Linked DNA regions of Homo sapiens: region 1 is linked to region 2. A link is a loop called in an ENCODE intact Hi-C map of the cell type or tissue named here. Cell type or tissue: endothelial cell of umbilical vein. All regions are shown on one strand. Each heading gives the region's core, and the rest is flanking DNA. Links, peaks and the distances in the headings are about the cores only.

Region 1 (8,339 bases), core at 97-8,096, 70 kb before region 2:
TGCCCAACCAATATAAACTGATGGACACAAAATTTTAACTGGTAAAAAAGTCCTATAGTTAGTAAATATATTTGGAGGAAAAGATAGTTTATAAATAATATAAATATAAAATAAAATTATAAAATTCTACAGCTTACTTTAAGGCCATTACAGGAAAAGTTTGTCCATTTTAACCATGGATGAAATTCTAATGGAAGACAGCTGGACCCTTATCTTACACCATACACAAAAGCCAGCTCAAAATGGATTAATTGGGCTGGGAGCGGTGGCTCACACTTGCAATCCCAGCACTTTGGGAGGCCGAGGCGGGTGGATCACCTAAGGTCAGGAGTTCCACGCCAGCCTGGCCAACATGGTAAAACCCTGTCTTTATTAAAAATACAAAAATTAGCCAATCCTGGTGGCACATGCCTGTAATCCCAGCTACTCGGGAGGCTGAGGCAGAAGAATTGCTTGAACCTAGGAGGCGGAGGTTACAGTGAGCTGAGATCGCACCACTGCACTCCAGCCTGGGTGGCAGAGGGAGACTCTATCTCAAAAAAAAAAAAAAAAAAAAAAAAAAAGGGTTAATGACTTAAATATAAGAACTGAAAACATAAAATTCCTTAGAAGAAAATACAGGAAAAAGAATCCTGACATTGACTTTGGTGATGATTTTTGATATGACACCAAAAGCATAGGTTAAAAGAAAGTAAAAATAGACAAGTGGGAAGTGGGAATACAACAAACTAAAAACTTTCTACACAGCAAAGGAAACAACACAATGAAAAGGAAACATACAGAATGGGTGAAAATGTTTGCAAACCATAGATCTGATAGGGATTAATATCCAAAATACATAAGAAGCTCCTACAACTCAATAGCAAACAAATTAACAAACAAGAAACCCCAAAGAAATATCCTGATTTAAAAATGGGCAAACAGAATGGACACTTACCCAAAAAAGACATACAAATGGCCAGCAGGTATATGAGAAGGTGCTCAACATGACTTACCATTAGGGAAACGCAGATCAAAACCGCTGAGATATCACTTCACATCTGTTAGGATGGCTATTATCAAAAAAGACAAAAGATAACAAGTATTGGTGAGGACATGGAGAAAAGGGAACCCTTGTATACTGTCACTGGGAAAATATATTGGTGCACCCATTCATATGGCAATTCCTCCCCAAAAAAGTGCTAATGGAAGACAGACACAGTTGTGCCATATGTATGTATGTATGTATGTATGTATGTATGTATGTATGTATGTATGTATTTTTGAGACAGTCTCACTCTGTCACCCAGGCTGGAGTGCAGTGGCATGATCTCGGCTCACTGCAACCTCTGCAAACTCATCTACAAGGGATTGCATTTTTATTCACATAGACTACAATTTACTTGAGAGTGGATTATTTTTTAATTATATGTGTTGAAGGAATTTAGTTGCCGCCTGGGTTCAAGGGATTCTCCTGCCTCAGCTTCCCGAGTAGCTGGGACTCCAGGTGTGCGCCACCATGCCTGGCTAATCTTTGTATTTTTAGTAGAAATGGGGTTTCACCATGTTGGCCAGGCTGGTCTCGAACCCCTGACCTCAAGTGATCTGCCTGCCTTGGTCTCCCAAAGTGCTGGGATTACAGGCGTGAGCCACCGTGCCTGGCCAGTTGTGCCTTATGATGGCAATGTGAACACGTGGAAGGGAGCCACAGCATAAGCCTTTTGGGAAAAGCCTACGCATTGGACATGGCAAGAAATCCTTATAGCCACCAACACTGAGGAGCACAGAGACTTTACACCATAAGCGTTCTTTCTACAGAAAGTAGAAATTTTATTTGCAAAGAATTCCACAAAAGAATTTGTGATCCAAGAAAAAAATTAAGGTATCCAGGGGGCCTAATTGAACAAGAATAATGAAGAGATGAAACTAAGGTAAAATAGGCTGGGCATGGTGGCTCACACCTGTAATCCCAGCATTTTGGGAAGCTGAGGTGGGTGGATCACCTGAGGTCAGGAGTTTGAGACCAGTCTGACCAACATGGAGAAATCCCATCTCTACTAAAAATACAAAATTAGCTGGGCGTGGTGGCATATGCCTGTAATCCCAGGTACTCAGGAGGCTGAGGCAGGAGAATTGCTTGAGCCTGAGATGCAGAGGTTGCAGTGAGCTGAGACTGTGCCGTTGCACTCCAGTCTGGGCAAAAGAGCGAAACTCCATCTCAAAAAAAAAAAAAAAAAAAGAAAGAAAGAAAAGAAAAGAAAAAGAAAATAAGGTAAAATGTAGCCAGGAGCACATTTCTAAGTACTTCAGTCTCACAAACATTACAGAAGCACCCTAGGTAGGGACGTTATAGTCAGAAGTAATAAAATTCATTCACTGTGAAGTTTTTCTACCAGCCTTCGTGAAGACTTTGAAAACCATCAGTGGTTCGTTGGCATCACAACACGGTTAAATTTAAATTTTAATTTATGTTTGGTTTGGAGTTCCAGCTTTCCACAGTTTAGCTTGAAAAATGGACTTGCCCCCAAAGAAAAGCCTATCTTTTATTACAAGAATAAATTAAGGATTTAAAATATTCATCTGGAATAGTAATACAGAATAAAATCCTAGATAACTAAAGAATCAAAAAAAGCAATGCCCAGTGGTCATGTTATAAGAGATATACAAACATCTGTCTGAGCACTAATAAATTGAATAAATTTAGAATCAATTCCCTATAAGAATCATGAAGAGAAAAATCTGCATGTTATAGAAAGAGCATGAACCCTTAAGGGTCTGAAAAAATGGTTTTAATGCACTTCTAGCTGGGCAGATCTTGTGGGAATATGATTCTTAGGCAATCACTGAGACTCAGTTTTTTTATTTACCTTGAGAAAATGAAATATTGTTCAGCTCTCAAAATCAATGATTCTAGTTGTTTTGAAAAGATTGCATTTGATGTTTAGAGTATGAAAAAAAGAGGTACTCTATCTTTATTAAAGCAGTTAGATGAATAAACTATTAAAATGAGGGTTAGTTTATGTGCACAAATGCTTCAAAATATTGAACAATTATAAAGTCTTTATAGCTGATGAATAATTAGTGAGGTCTTTACTTCAGTAAGAAATTTTAAAAAAGCCTAAATCTTTTCATTTGTAGCTGCAAAGGAATGCAGAGTACAGAGTATATAATTTATGATACATAATAATCTCATGGACAGCTGGGAAACATAAAACTCATCTACAAGGGATTGCATTTTTATTCACATAGACATACAATTTACTTGAGAGTGGATTATTTTTAATTGTATGTGTTTGAAGGAATTTACTTGTATCAAAAGAGATGAAACAATAACATATGCTTTACTCTGCAAGCTTTTAAAAAATACAGCAGACAATAGGATGCTGGATTGTAGGCTTAACAGTTCTCTTTTTTTAATGCCCCATAACCATCTGTCCTATATTTTCTGGGATAGACCTGATTTCAATATCCTTTTCAATCATCTCCATAAACTTTCACAGTTCTCTAGAAATTCAAATATTTAGGAAATGAATTAATCAAGTTAGTATCCATTCAAATAAAAACATACATGTATTTTTCAAAAGACAGGAAGTTACAAGTGACAGAGAATTATAGGTTTAAGAAATAGCTTGATCGTTTACAGGAGCTCATGCATGCCAGTTCAGTATCCACATATAGCATCATTATAGATCCAGGAGCTATGGGGAATAAGCACAGATTCTGTTCAACCCCCAAATCTCAGAATACACTTTCTCAAATAAACATGGCTCCACCTCTGTTAGTTGCTCAGTTTCCGCCCATCTGTTCTGAGAATTGCTTTTCCTTCCTCGTTATAGCTTCCTGTGTCTGGACAGGCTTATCCTGTTTCCTCTGGATGATGTTTTTGTTTGGAATGAGTTCCTGATTCCTCTTCCTTTTCCGTTTTATCCACTCCGTTTAGTCTCTCATTTGCACAATAGACTCCTTACATGGTACATTCTAAACATGATTCCAGTAATAATCTCTAACATTTATGTATGATGGCTGGAATGCCCTGGCATTTGAGTTTAATATCATATTTTTTGTAGCATTATACACATACACAGCTTTAAGAATTTGGGAAGAACATGGTGAATGGTTGGGGGGAGGAAATGGCTAAGTGCTTTAAACATATCGTGATACCTAAGTTGTATGGCTATATATACACAAAAACAATTGATAAAATTCTACTTGAAAAGTCACAAAACATGAGAGACCATTTAGTTATATATTGGTTTGGGGGCAATGCGATGGGTAGGGTATATTTCTCTAAAGTGCCCAGTATAAATCTGCAAACTAGAAAAGAAGGACTCAAACCTGGGAGAAGATCATTAGCAAAACTCCAGCTTGCTCACAGGAAAAAAGGGGCTCATTTATAGCTATAGGAGTGAGAGGGAAGAGTCACCATAAAGGACCAAGTCCATATGGAGGCTGTTGAGAGACAATTCTCCAAGAATTTCTTGCATTTCTGCACATTTTGCAACCAGGGCACTGACTGCCTTTTGTTCTAATCTGTCTTTAGAGGACATTTATATAGCAAACTGTCTTGAAGGATAGAGATAGTGTCTCCCTTCATAGCAAAAGAACAAGTTTGCTTACTATCCAGTGTAGTAAAATAATCTTTCCTTCTAGGGCTAAGGACAAGTGTGCTATATAGCCCATTATAATAGGATTCTTTTTCCAAGCTCAGGGTGCTTTTCCTGTAACAGAACTCACTGCCTGTGCAGACACCAACGGGCGCTTGTGTCACCCTGTGGAAACTGAGGCTTGGGGAACTGGTTCCAAAATGCTGTTACTTTGGCTATTGCTATTGTTGTAAGTAATAAACAGTCCTTTATTTCTGACCCAGATGTCTCATGTCTTCTACTAGCATCCATGAAACTATAGCAGGCTGACTAGATAGCTAGCCTTCAGAGTAAACTATGATCCTTAAAGTCCTAATAGGACCTAGCCCAGGTATTAAGGTTACATAGTCTTTTGTGCTGTGATAACAGAATGTCTGAGACTGGGCAACTTATAATACACAGAAATTTATTGGCTCACAGTTTTGGAGGCTGGAAAGTTCAATATCAAGGGGCAGGCATCTGGTGAGGGCCTTCTTGCTATGTCATCATATGGCAGAAGGCAAGCGGGGAAGAGGGGGAAGAAAGCGGAGTGAACTTGCCCTTGTATAATGAGCACACTCCTGCCATGACAAGCCCACTCTTGAGATAATGGCATTAATCCATTCAGGAAGGTAGAACCTTCATGACCTAATCACTTCTTGAAGGTATCACTTCTTCAGGAGGCTGAGGCAGGAGGATCTCTTGAGCCTATGTTGAGGCTGCAGTGAACCATGATTGTGCTACTGCACTCTAGCCAGGATGACATAGTGAGACACTGTGTCTAAAAAAAATTAAAATTAAAATTAAAAAAATAAAAATAAGATCCCATCTTTTGATATTGTTACAATGGTAATTAAATTTCAACATGAGTTTCGGAGGGGACAGACATTCAGACCATAGCACATGGGCACCTGGTCCAGGGGAATTTAGGTGGGAGGCAGATATGCCAGACATGGTGCTAGAGGATTTTAGAGACTTTATTAATAGCCAGTCAAGAAGAGCAATCCTTGAGACCTGTCCTTTATGAGGGGAACGTAAGACTCCAGGCAAGTTGCTGACTGGGAGTTGGCAGCTGTATATTGTTTTGTGGTAGCGTGGTGAGAAACCTCAGGTACACAAGAGATTCGGGTAGAAGAGATCATATAGCTTTGCAGGCTTCCCCATGGAGAATTCACAGTTATTGCTGTCCTTACAGTGCCACAGAAATTCTTGGCATTTCAGTCTGTGAGCAGGTCAGCAGTGTCCAAATTCTTCTGATTTGTAGCTATAGACTCCAGGTGGACTCTACATGGTTTCCGAGGAGAAGAGTGGAGCACGTTGTAGATGGCTGAGTGCTCATTTAGAATAGCAAGTATGGGGCAAGAACTGACAGATTACACACTATAGCAGGATGCAACAAACTTTTATAAACAGCCAGATGGTAAATATTTTAGCCTTTGTGGGCCTTACAATCTCTGTTGCATGTACGGAAAACTCTCCTCTTGTAGAACCAAAACAGCCATGTATGAAACCAATGAGCATGGCTGCACTCCAATAAAACTTTATTTAGAGAAACAGAGGGCAAGCTGGGTTTAGATGGTGGGTGGTAGTTTGCACTACAGGATTGTTTTATATTTAGGCTGGCTTTATGAATGTGTGGCCAGTCACACAGGGCCATGAGCTCAGAAGGGCCCTGCACTTGTTTTGATGTTCTTCTGTCAATGTCAAAATTCTTAACAATTTTTAAACAAAGGCTGGGCTGGGTGGCTCACACCTGAAATCCCAGCACTTCGGGAGGCCGAGGCAGGAGAATTGCTTGAGCTCAGGTGTTTGAGACCAGCCTGGGCAACATGGCAAAACCTCATCTCTACAAAAAATACAAAAATTAGCTGGGCATAGTGGTTTGTGACTGTAGTTCCAGCACCCTGGGAGGCTGAAGTGGGAGGATTGCTTGAGCCTGGGAGGTGGAGGCTACAGTGAGCTGTGATTGTGCCACTGCACTTCTACTTGGGTGACAAAGTTAAATCCTGTCTCAAATAAACTTTTTTTTTTTTTAAAAAGAATATTTTGGACACTCTGTTTAAAGACTCAACATACAGTATAAATCTGTTGCTGAAATATCAAGCCTAATGCCATCATGCACTTAAAACACATTGCTTCTTGCCCTGATTCTAAGCACACATAATTTCAGTTATAATCTAGCTTTTCACACATTTCTAAGGATTCAGAATTAGACTGGGCGCTGTGGCTCACCCCTGTAATCCCAGCACTTTGGGAGGCCAAGGCGGGCAGATCACCTGAGGTCAGGAGTTTGAGACCAGCCTGGCCAACATGGAGAAACCCCATCTTTGCTAAAAATACAAAAATTATCTGGGAGTGGTGGTGGGCACCTGTAAACCCAGCTACTTGGGAGGTTGAGGCAGGAGAATCACTTGAACCCAGGAGATGGAGGTTGCAGTGAGCTGAGATCGTGCCACTGCACTCCAGCCTGGGTGACAGAGTGAGACTATGTATCAAAAAAAAAAAAAAAAAAAAAAAAAGAATTCAGAATTGATGTGGTCAGAATAGCTAGTTCTTTTGCCAGTTCCTTCCTTTCCCCACTGGCTGCTCTAAAAAGCCATCTTTGCACTGTTCCTTGTCCGGCTGGGCAGCTTTATCGCGCAGAGTCCCTGAACTCTCGCTTCTTTTTAATCCCCTGCATTGGATCATCCGCGTGACCCCCTATGTCAGAGGCAGCCGTAGACACCAGCTCCGAAATCACCACCAAGGACTTACGGGAGAAGAAGGAAGTTGTGGAAGAGGCGGAAAATGGAAGAGAAGCCCCTGCTAACGGGAATGCTCATGAGGAAAACAGGGACCGGAGGCTGACAATGAGGTAGATGAACAAGAGGAAGAAGGTGGGGAGGAAGAGGAGGAGGAAGAAGAAGGTGACGGTGAAGAAGAGGATGGAGGTGACGACGAGGAAGCTGAGTTGGCTACAGGCAAGCGGGCAGCTGAAGATGATGCGGATGACGATGTCGATACCAAGAAGCAGAAGACCCACGAGGATGACTAGACAGCAAAAAAGGAAAAGTTAAACTAAAAAAAAAAAAAAAAAAAAAGACCGCTGTGACCTATTCACCCTCCACTTCCCGTCTCAGAATCTAAACATGGTCACCTTTGAGTAGAGAGGCCCCCCCACCACCACCCACTGCCCACCGCCCACCGCGGGCAGTGCCACCCGCGGGTGACACACGCTCTCCACCACCCAACCCAAACCATGAGAATTTGCAACAGGGGACGAAAAAGAACCAAAACTTCCAAGGCCCTGCTTTTTTTCTTAAATGTACTTTAAAAAGGAAATTTGTATTTTTTATTTACATTTTATATTTTTGTACATATTGTTAGGGTCCGCCGTTTTTAATGATCTTGGATGACCAAACCAGCCTTCAGAGCGTTCTCTGTCCTACTTCTGACTTTACTTGTTGTGTGACTACGTTCATTATAATCTCAAAGGAGAAAAAAAAAACTTGTAAAAAAAAAGCAAAAACGACAACAGAAAAACAATCTTATTCCAAGTGTTATACATAAAGTTTCGGTGCCGCAAAAGGAATAGCACTCAAATATAAAATTTTCTTTTTAATTCTCAGCAAGGCAAGTTACTTCTATATAGAAGGGTGCGCCCTTACAGACGGAGCAATGGTGAGCTCACACTTGGACAAGGGAGGGGAAGGGCTTCTTATCCCTGACGCACGTGGCCCCTGCCGCTGTGTCGTTCCC
Region 2 (8,339 bases), core at 184-8,183:
CTGGCCCTCGACATGGTAAAATCAAAGAACTTTGAAAAACTTCCGAGGCAGCTCCTACTCCAGCAATACCAATGGATGCCTTTTGCTTAGGCCAGTGCTGGGGCCATTGATTTACAGCAATAATAGAGACATCAGCTCCAGTATCTACTAGTCCTTCAAAATCTTTTCCCTGAGTAGTTACTGTGCAAATAGGTCTTTTGTCAAACACTTGACTAACCCAACACACAGCCTTTCCTGCTGGATTAGTATTACCAAAGCCTGCTGTTCTTTTCACTGTGTTGCTTCCTAGTTTTATGTAAGGTAACAGCAACAACTGAGCAATTCTTTCTCCTGGGGAGGCAGACTACCGAGGGAACTAAAACTAATTGAATTTCTCTGGTATAATCAGAGTCAATTATTCCCACATGTACAGTAACACCTTTTAAATTTAGATTAGAACTTCCAAGTAATAGACCGACTGTTCCTGCGGGTAAGGGTCCCCTAACTCCCATGGGGACCTTCTGTGGCTCCCCAGGAAGTAAGAAGATTGGAATTGTGCTCTAGAGGTCTTTGGCAGCACTGCCTGCTGAGGTGGGGAACAATTGTTGTACATTTGTAAGGGCACTGGCTGTGCTGGGTATGCCTTGGTTTGTTGAGGGTCTCAAGGCAGGCCCCTCTTCCCATTTCCCAAAAGAGATTGTCCAACTTTGCTAAATTTAGAATGACACTGACTTGCCCAGTGATTGTCTTTCATACTCTGGGGACATACACCAGGACTTTTCTGTTGATTGACAGTCGTAGTTTTTGCCTTTTGATTTTCTTTTCTACATTCCTTTCTTGTGTGTCCAAATTGCCCACAATTAAAGCAAGAGCCTGAGAAGTGGGGTATATTATTTCCTACTCTTAATCCAGCCATGGCCTGAGCTAAAAGAGTAGCCTTATGTAAGTTACCTCCAATGACATCGCAAGCCTTAATATATTCAGCTAAATGAGCCTTCCCTCTCAGGGGTCTAATAGCAGTTTGACACTCTGCATTAGCATTATCGTACGCAAGAAGCTGTATTACAACATCCTGTACCCTTTTATCAGTTATGGCTTTATACACAGCCTCTTGGAGCCAAGCAATAAAATCAATATATGGTTCTTTACATCCTTGTTGGACAGAACTGAAAGAAGGATATTTTTCCCCTGTAACATTTATCCTTTCTCATGCACGCAAGCACACAAAGCGCAGCTGAACAATGGCAACATCCTCCATTACTGCTTGATTCTCTAATCGACCCCAGTTAGGGCCAACTCCCATTAACTGTTCAAAGGAAACAAGCACAGCTGGCTGTGCTTATGTGTTTTCCTTTGCCTGAGTTTGAGCTTCATCAGCCCACCAGGTTTTAAACTGCAAGTACTGAGATGCAGTGAGAACATATTTTGTCAAAGCATCCCAATCATATGGTATTAATCTATTATCAAGAGCCATATTTTTTAATAAAGTTTGCACAAAAGGAGAATTTGGCCCGTATTGACAAATGGCTTGCTTAAATTCCTTTAGTAACTTAAAAGGAAAAGCGGCCCAATTAGCTATATTCTGTCCTCCCTGCTAGATTATAGTAATGGGAAATTGCCGTGTTTCAAGGTCTCCCTCAGCTCTAGCTTTTTGAATAGAATTTTGTATAGCACCATCAATTGCTCCAGGTTTTAATGTTGCAACTACAAGAGCAGTAAGTTTTTCAGCTAATTTATTTTCTCACTCATTAAGGGGAGAGAGAGGAGGTGGTCGTTCACTTAATTCAGCAGGTGAAGCCAATGGGCTAGTAAAACATACTTTTTTTAGTCTTCCTTTCTTTTCTTTAATCTCCTCTGGTAGCTGTTCTTCACACTCAGAATCTGAAGTTAGTTTTTTACACTCGTCCTCCTCTTCCTCTTCCTCATCTGAATCTGCCTCATCATCTGTTTGAAATAGGTCAAGAGCTGCCTTTATTAGCCCCCACATTGACCAAATGGAAACTGCAATTTTTGCTCCATCTTTATATGCCTTTTTAAAATCTCTGCCAATTCTCTCCCATTCATTCAACTCCATGGTCCCTTGTTCCAGAAATCATGGGCAAAACTACTTCACTGCACTAAAGAGTGATAACAAATTCTGAGTAGTAACTTTCACTCCCCCCTTCATAATAAATGTCTTAAGAAATTTAAATAAGCAGAATGTCTGCTGTCACTTTGTCCCATTGTTACCCTGGTTCTTCCAAGTGCTCAGCTTTCCTGCTGAGCTTCTTTTAGACGTCTTCAGGTGTCCTTTGATGATGTGTCCTCCACTTTCACATGCTCTAGCCTTTCTTCACTGGGGCCTTCGTCACCCCACGTTGGGAAGCCAGGAATGTTGGGGTGATCAGACCCAACACTAGGTCGTGGGGGCAACAAAGTCTGGCGGAGTCAAAGGAATGAGAAAAAGTTTGAGAGAGAAAGTGGGACCAGGGGGCCATCGCGAGTGTGGAGGCTGCAAAGGCTCCGAGCTCTGGGAGCCCATGCTATTTATTGGTGCTCAAAAAAACAAACAGGTGGTGAGGATATGGGGGTTGAAAGGAAACAGTGTATCAAGTGAATGAGAAACATATGGCTACTTGAGATAATGGGAGTGCTAGAAGCAAGGAGCCAGCAAGTCTAGCAGACATGCAAGCCCTGCCTCAGCTTCTCTCCCAACAATTCAGTTTCAGCAGACATTGCATGGAGAAGAATCGAGAAACCAGTTGACAGTCAAAACTGGAGTCCTTGGCTGGGGATGGTGGCTTATGCCTGTAATCCTAGCACTTTGGGAGGCCAAGGCTGGCAGATCACCAGAGGTCAGGAGTTTGAGACCAGGCTTGCCAACATGGCAAAACCCCATATCTACTAAAAATACAAAAAATTAGCCAGGTGTTGTGGCCTGCACCTGGCTACTTGGGAGGCTGAGGCAGGAGAATCATTTGAACCTGAGAGGTGGAGGTTGTGGTGAACCGAGACCACACCATTGCACTCCAGCCTGGGTGACAGAGTGAGACTCAGTCTCAAAAAAAAAAAAACAAAAAAAACCCCACAAAACTGGAGCCCTAGACATATAACACCACCCTAGCTCTTCCTGGCCACTGAGCCATGTGAGGTACCAGTCATATGGAACAGAGGTTAGCTATTTCTACTTGATCTGCTTGCATTACTGATCTGCAAAGTCATGAACATAAAAAAATAAAAAGATGTTTCCTAATGCCACTAAGTTCTGAGTGGTTTGTTACACAGCAATAGATGACTGGAGCAGGGAGAACATTGGCTTATTTCAACTTATGCCATCCAGTGTTACAGAGGCTAATGAGTGTTCCCTGCACTCTATTGTTATACAGACATTTTAGGATAACAGCTTTCCTCAGACCTCTGGCATGAGTCCCTGGGCTGGGGGCCAAGAAAAATTGGCTAGAGAAGATATGAACAGCACACATCCTGCTTTATTCAAAATTGTTCATCTAGAAAATTATCCCAAACAATGGGGAATAAGAAAATATCTGGAGAGAATAAACAAGTCAGTCACAAAGAAATGGGAATTAGAATGTCCTCAGTCTTTTCAACAGTACTAATGGAAGCTTGAAGATAATACAATGCTTGCAAAATTTTGAGTGAAAATTATTTTCAACCTAGAATTCTATATATCCTCCAGACTATCAGTGAAGCATGAAGATAGAATAAAAACATTTTCAAAATAGAAAGATCAAGGAAAAAAGATATCTATCATGTAAATGTTTTAAGGAAAATGCTAAAAGGTGCTCTGAAGTACAAACAACAAAAAAGATATAGGCTGTGAGAAACAAGAGATTCAGTGCAGAAAAGTCACATGGAAGGTTTTTTTAAGACAGAGTCTCAGTCTGTCGCCTGGGCTGGAGTGCTGTGGTGTGATCCCAGCTCACTGCAACCTCTGCCTCCCGGGTTTAAATGATTGTCCTGCCTCAGCCTCCCGAGCAGCTGGGATTACAGGTGCCCGCCGCCATGCCCGGCTAATCTTTGTATTTTTACTAGAGATGGGGTTTCGCCATGTTGGCCAGGCTGGTCTCAAACTCCTGAACTCTGGTGATCTGCCTGCCTCAGCCTCCCAAAGTGTTGGGATTACAGGTGTGAGCCACTGTGACTGGCCTTTTTTTTCTTTTTTGAAAGTATACTTGAGAAACGGAAATCTTAAGATGGTGGCTGTGCAGCATATCTACAGTACACTCTTGATTTGAGGTACACCTTTAAAAAAAAACTGATAAACTTTCTGACATGTTTAATCATGGGGGGGAATATATTTAAAGTATGTCATAGAACTATTGGAAATTATAGGAAGACTTAAATATTCACAAAAATGCAGCAGATTAACTCCAGATAAAGTAGTAAATTATACAAGAAAGAAAATATAATCTTAATATATCTCTAACTCACAGGGAACAATATTTACATAGTCACAGTCACAATAAGGAAAAAATGAAATGAGGGTCAAAATTATAAAAAGTTAACTTGGCGGAGGAAAAAAATAATTGGAAGTGAGCAACATCTTTATTTACCATAATATGAAGTTATAGATATTGTTAAAAATAGATGACTCAAGATGTTATATGTACTTTATTTAGAAATATGAATATAAGTATTTGAAGAAAAATCAGTTGAGTTGAGAATGGCTTGTTCTGGGGAATGAGATGAGAGGAGGAAGGCAGTGGGGAAAAAGGAAATGTCTGTGGTGGAAGCCTTTTAGTGCTGTATGAATTTTTTAACTACTTACATGTAATACTTAAAAAAGTATAAAAAATATTTGGAGGCCAGGTGCAGTGGTTCACCCCTGTAATCACAGCACTTTGGAAGGTGCATTACCTGAAGTCAGGAGTTTGAGACCAGCCTGGCCAACATGGCGAAACCCTGTCTCTACTAAAAATACAAAAATTAGCCAGGCATGGTGGCATGCACCTGTAGTCCCAGCTTCTCGGGAGGCTGAGGCAGGAAAACTGCTTGAACCCAGGAGGTGAAGGTTGCAGTGAGCTGAGATGGCACCACTGCATGTCAGCCTGGGCCACAGAGTCAGCAAGTGTGTAGATACTAAAAGTAAAATTAGAGAATCTTAAAAATAAGAAAGTACATTTTGTGTCTGATTATAGAAGAAGTATGTTGCTGAACAAAATACAAAATACAAAAATGCCCGATGAAGAAAATAATCTGTATATATGACCCTTGAGCAATGTGGGTGTTAGCAGCACCAACCCCCAATGCAGTAAAAAAAAAAGCCATACATAACTTTTGATTCCTCCCCAAATTTAATTAATCGCCTGCTGTTAACTGGAAGCCTGACTGATTACATAAACAGTTGATTAACACATATTTTATATGTTATATGTATTAAATAATGTATTATTACAATCAAGTAAACTAGAGAAAATAAAACGTTGCTAAGAAATTCATAAGGAAGAGAAAATAAATTTACCATTCATTAAGTGGAAGTGAGTTATCATAAAGGTCTTCATCCTTGGTGTGTGCACACTGAGGTGGAGGAAGAGGAGAGGAGAGGGGTTGGTCTTGCTGTCTCGGGGTGGCAGAGGAGGAAGAGGTGGAAGACATAGAAAGGGAGGCAGGGGAGAAGGCACACTTTGTGCAACTTACGGAAATGCATAGTAATTTCTGTCTGACTTTTCTGTTTTTTAATTTCTATAAAAATATTTCTATATGGGGCCGGGCGCAGTGGCTCATGCCTGTAATCCCAGCACTTTGGAAGGCCGAGGTGGGTGGATCATGAGGTCAGGAGATCGAGACCATCCTGGCTAACATGGTGAAACCCCGTCTCTACTAAAAACACAAAAAATTGTCTAGGCATGGTCATGGGTGCCTGTAGTCCCAGCTACTCAGGAGGCTGAGGCAGGAGAATGGCATGAACCTGGGAGGCAGAGCTTGCAGTGAGCCAAGATCGCACCACTGCATTCCAGCCTGGGCGACAGAGCGAAACCCTGTCTCAAAAAATAAATAAATAAATAAATAAATAAATAAATAATTTCTATATGGTACCAATCCACTCCTTCTTCTACCATTTGCTTTAGTTTTAGTGTCTGTATCATAGAAAGTTCTATGGTGTTTGGAGCTGGCTTAGAAACACTCATCTCCATCAAGTTGTTGTCTGTTCATTCCTCTGGTGTGGTGTCTATTAGCTCTTAAATTTCTTCAAGATCCATACCTTGAAACCCTTCAACCTTCAATTTTTTTTGGTGCCATATCCGTGATCTTTGTCATGATTTCCATGATTGGCTCTGTCATAACTCCTATGAACTCTAGCCTGGGTGATAGAGTGAGACCTTGTCTCAAAAAAACAAAACAAAGACCAGTTGTGGTGACTCACGCCTGTAATCCCAGGACTTTGGGAGGCCAAGGCAGGTGGGTCACTCAAGGCCAGGAGTTCAAGACCAGCCTGGCCAACATGGAGAAACCTCATCTCTACAAAATACAGAAATACAACAATTCCATCTCTACAAAATACAAAAATTAGCTGGGCGTGGTGGCACACACCTGTAGTCCAGCTACTCAGGAGTCTAAGGCATGAGAATTGCTTGAATCCAGGAGGTGGAGCTTGCAGTGAACCCAGATTGTGCCACTGCACTCCAGCCTGGGTGACAGAGTAAGAGTCTTTCTCATTAAAAAAAAAAAAAAAAAAATTCTGTTCAGGGCTGGGCAGAATGGCTCATACCTGCAATTCCAGCACTTGGGGAAGCTGAGGAGGAAGGATTGTTTGAGCCAAGAGTTCAAGATCAGCCTGGGCTACAAAACAAGACCCTGTCGCTAACAAAAAAAAAAAAAAAATTATTTGGGCATGGTAGTGTGCACTCAGGAGGCTGAGGTGGAAGGATTGCTTGAGCCCAGGAATTTGAGGTTGCAGTAAGCTATGATCACACCGTTGCACTCCAGTCTGGGTAATAGAAAGAGACCTTGTCTCAAAAACAAAAAACCTGTTCAGGCAGATATCCTTTCTCCTCAATAATTTTCTTAAAGGTATCTAAGAACTTGTCTGCTGCTTCTTGGTTAGCAGAATCTGCTTCTCCTGTTATCTTGGCATTTTTAAGCCAAATCTCTTTCTAAAATTATCAAACCATCCTTTGCTGGCATTAAATTCTGCAGCTTTAGATCCTTTACTTTTCTTTTGCTTTAAGTTGTTTTATAATGACTTTACTTTTTCTCAAATCATATTAAAGTCCATAACTATGCCTGCCTTATAGCAATCTTTCACCCACATAAAAGCTGCATTTTCAATATGAAACAAAAAGGTATTTCAAAAAAGTGCAAGGTTTTTTGCACCTGCTGGCTTAGCTGCAGCAATGGCTTGATGAATTTCTTTTTCCTTTTTTATAATGGTCTTTATTGTCTCACACATCTGTGTGAAGAGTTCACCAAACAGGCTTTGTGTGAGCAACAAGGCTGTTTATTTCACCTGGGTGCAGGTGGGCTGAGTCCAAAAAGAGAGTCAGCAAAGGATGGTGGGATTATCATTAGTTTTTATAGGCTTTGGGATAGGCGGTGGAGTTAGGAGCAATGTTTTACGGGCGGGGGTGGATCTCACAAAGTACATTCCCAAGGGTGTGGAGAATTACAAAGAACCTTCTTAAGGGTGGGGGAGATTACAAAGTACATTGTTCAGTTAGGGTGGGGCAGAAACAAATCACAATGGTGGAATGTCATCAGTTAAGGCTATTTTCACTTCTTTTATGGATCTTCAGTTGTTTCAGGCCATCTGGATGTATATGTGCAGGTCACAGGGGATATGATGGTGTAGCTTGGGCTCAGAGGCCTGACATTCCTGACTTCTTATATTAATAAGAAAAAATAGCATAAAATAGTATTGAAGTGTTGGGATAGCGAAAATTTTTGGGGGGTGGCATGGAGAGATACAGGGCGATGTTTCTCAGGACTGCTTTGAGCGGGATTAGGGGCGGTGTGGGAACCTAGAGTGGGAGAGATTAAGTTGAAGGAAGATTTTGTGGTAAGGGATAATATCGTGGGGTTGTTAGATGGAGCATTTGTCATATAGAATGATTATTGATGGCCTGGATATGATTTTGAATGAATTGAGAAACTAAACAGAAGACACAAGATCTGAATAAGAGAAGGAGAAAAACAGGTATTAAAGGACTAAGAATTGGGAGGACCCAGGACATCCAATTAGAGAGCGCCCAAGGGGGTTCAGCGTAATTACTTGCTTGGCTGGCAAGTTTTTGGGCTCTATCCTTGAATTTTTTTATGTTGTCATATACCAGGCTAGATTGATTTAGACAAAAACAACACTCTTCATTTAAAAATATACAGAGTCCTCCTTTTTCAGCAGTAAGTCAAGGCCTTGGCGGTTT

Evidence for each region. A loop is a pair of places that touch in the nucleus more often than their neighbours do. Peaks named below come from ENCODE experiments on the same cell type or tissue, not always from the same donor. Only the 100,000 strongest peaks of a DNase experiment are listed, where the experiment ranks them.
Region 1: it touches region 2 in a loop (10-fold over the local background); 2 of 110 quality-filtered maps call a loop at or near these places.

Annotation. Positions count from the first base shown.
Region 1 is chr7:138,403,488-138,411,826 of GRCh38, reverse strand. It overlaps the pseudogene PTMAP10. Among named protein-coding and RNA genes, the nearest start is that of TRIM24, 53 kb to the left of the region's middle. In endothelial cell of umbilical vein, for the core only: no CTCF peak of the experiment used is centred there; a DNase peak (open chromatin) is centred at 3,856; H3K27ac peaks cover 435 bases.
Region 2 is chr7:138,333,550-138,341,888 of GRCh38, reverse strand. No RefSeq gene overlaps it. Among named protein-coding and RNA genes, the nearest start is that of TRIM24, 120 kb to the left of the region's middle. In endothelial cell of umbilical vein, for the core only: no CTCF peak of the experiment used is centred there; a DNase peak (open chromatin) is centred at 3,378; H3K27ac peaks cover 1,154 bases.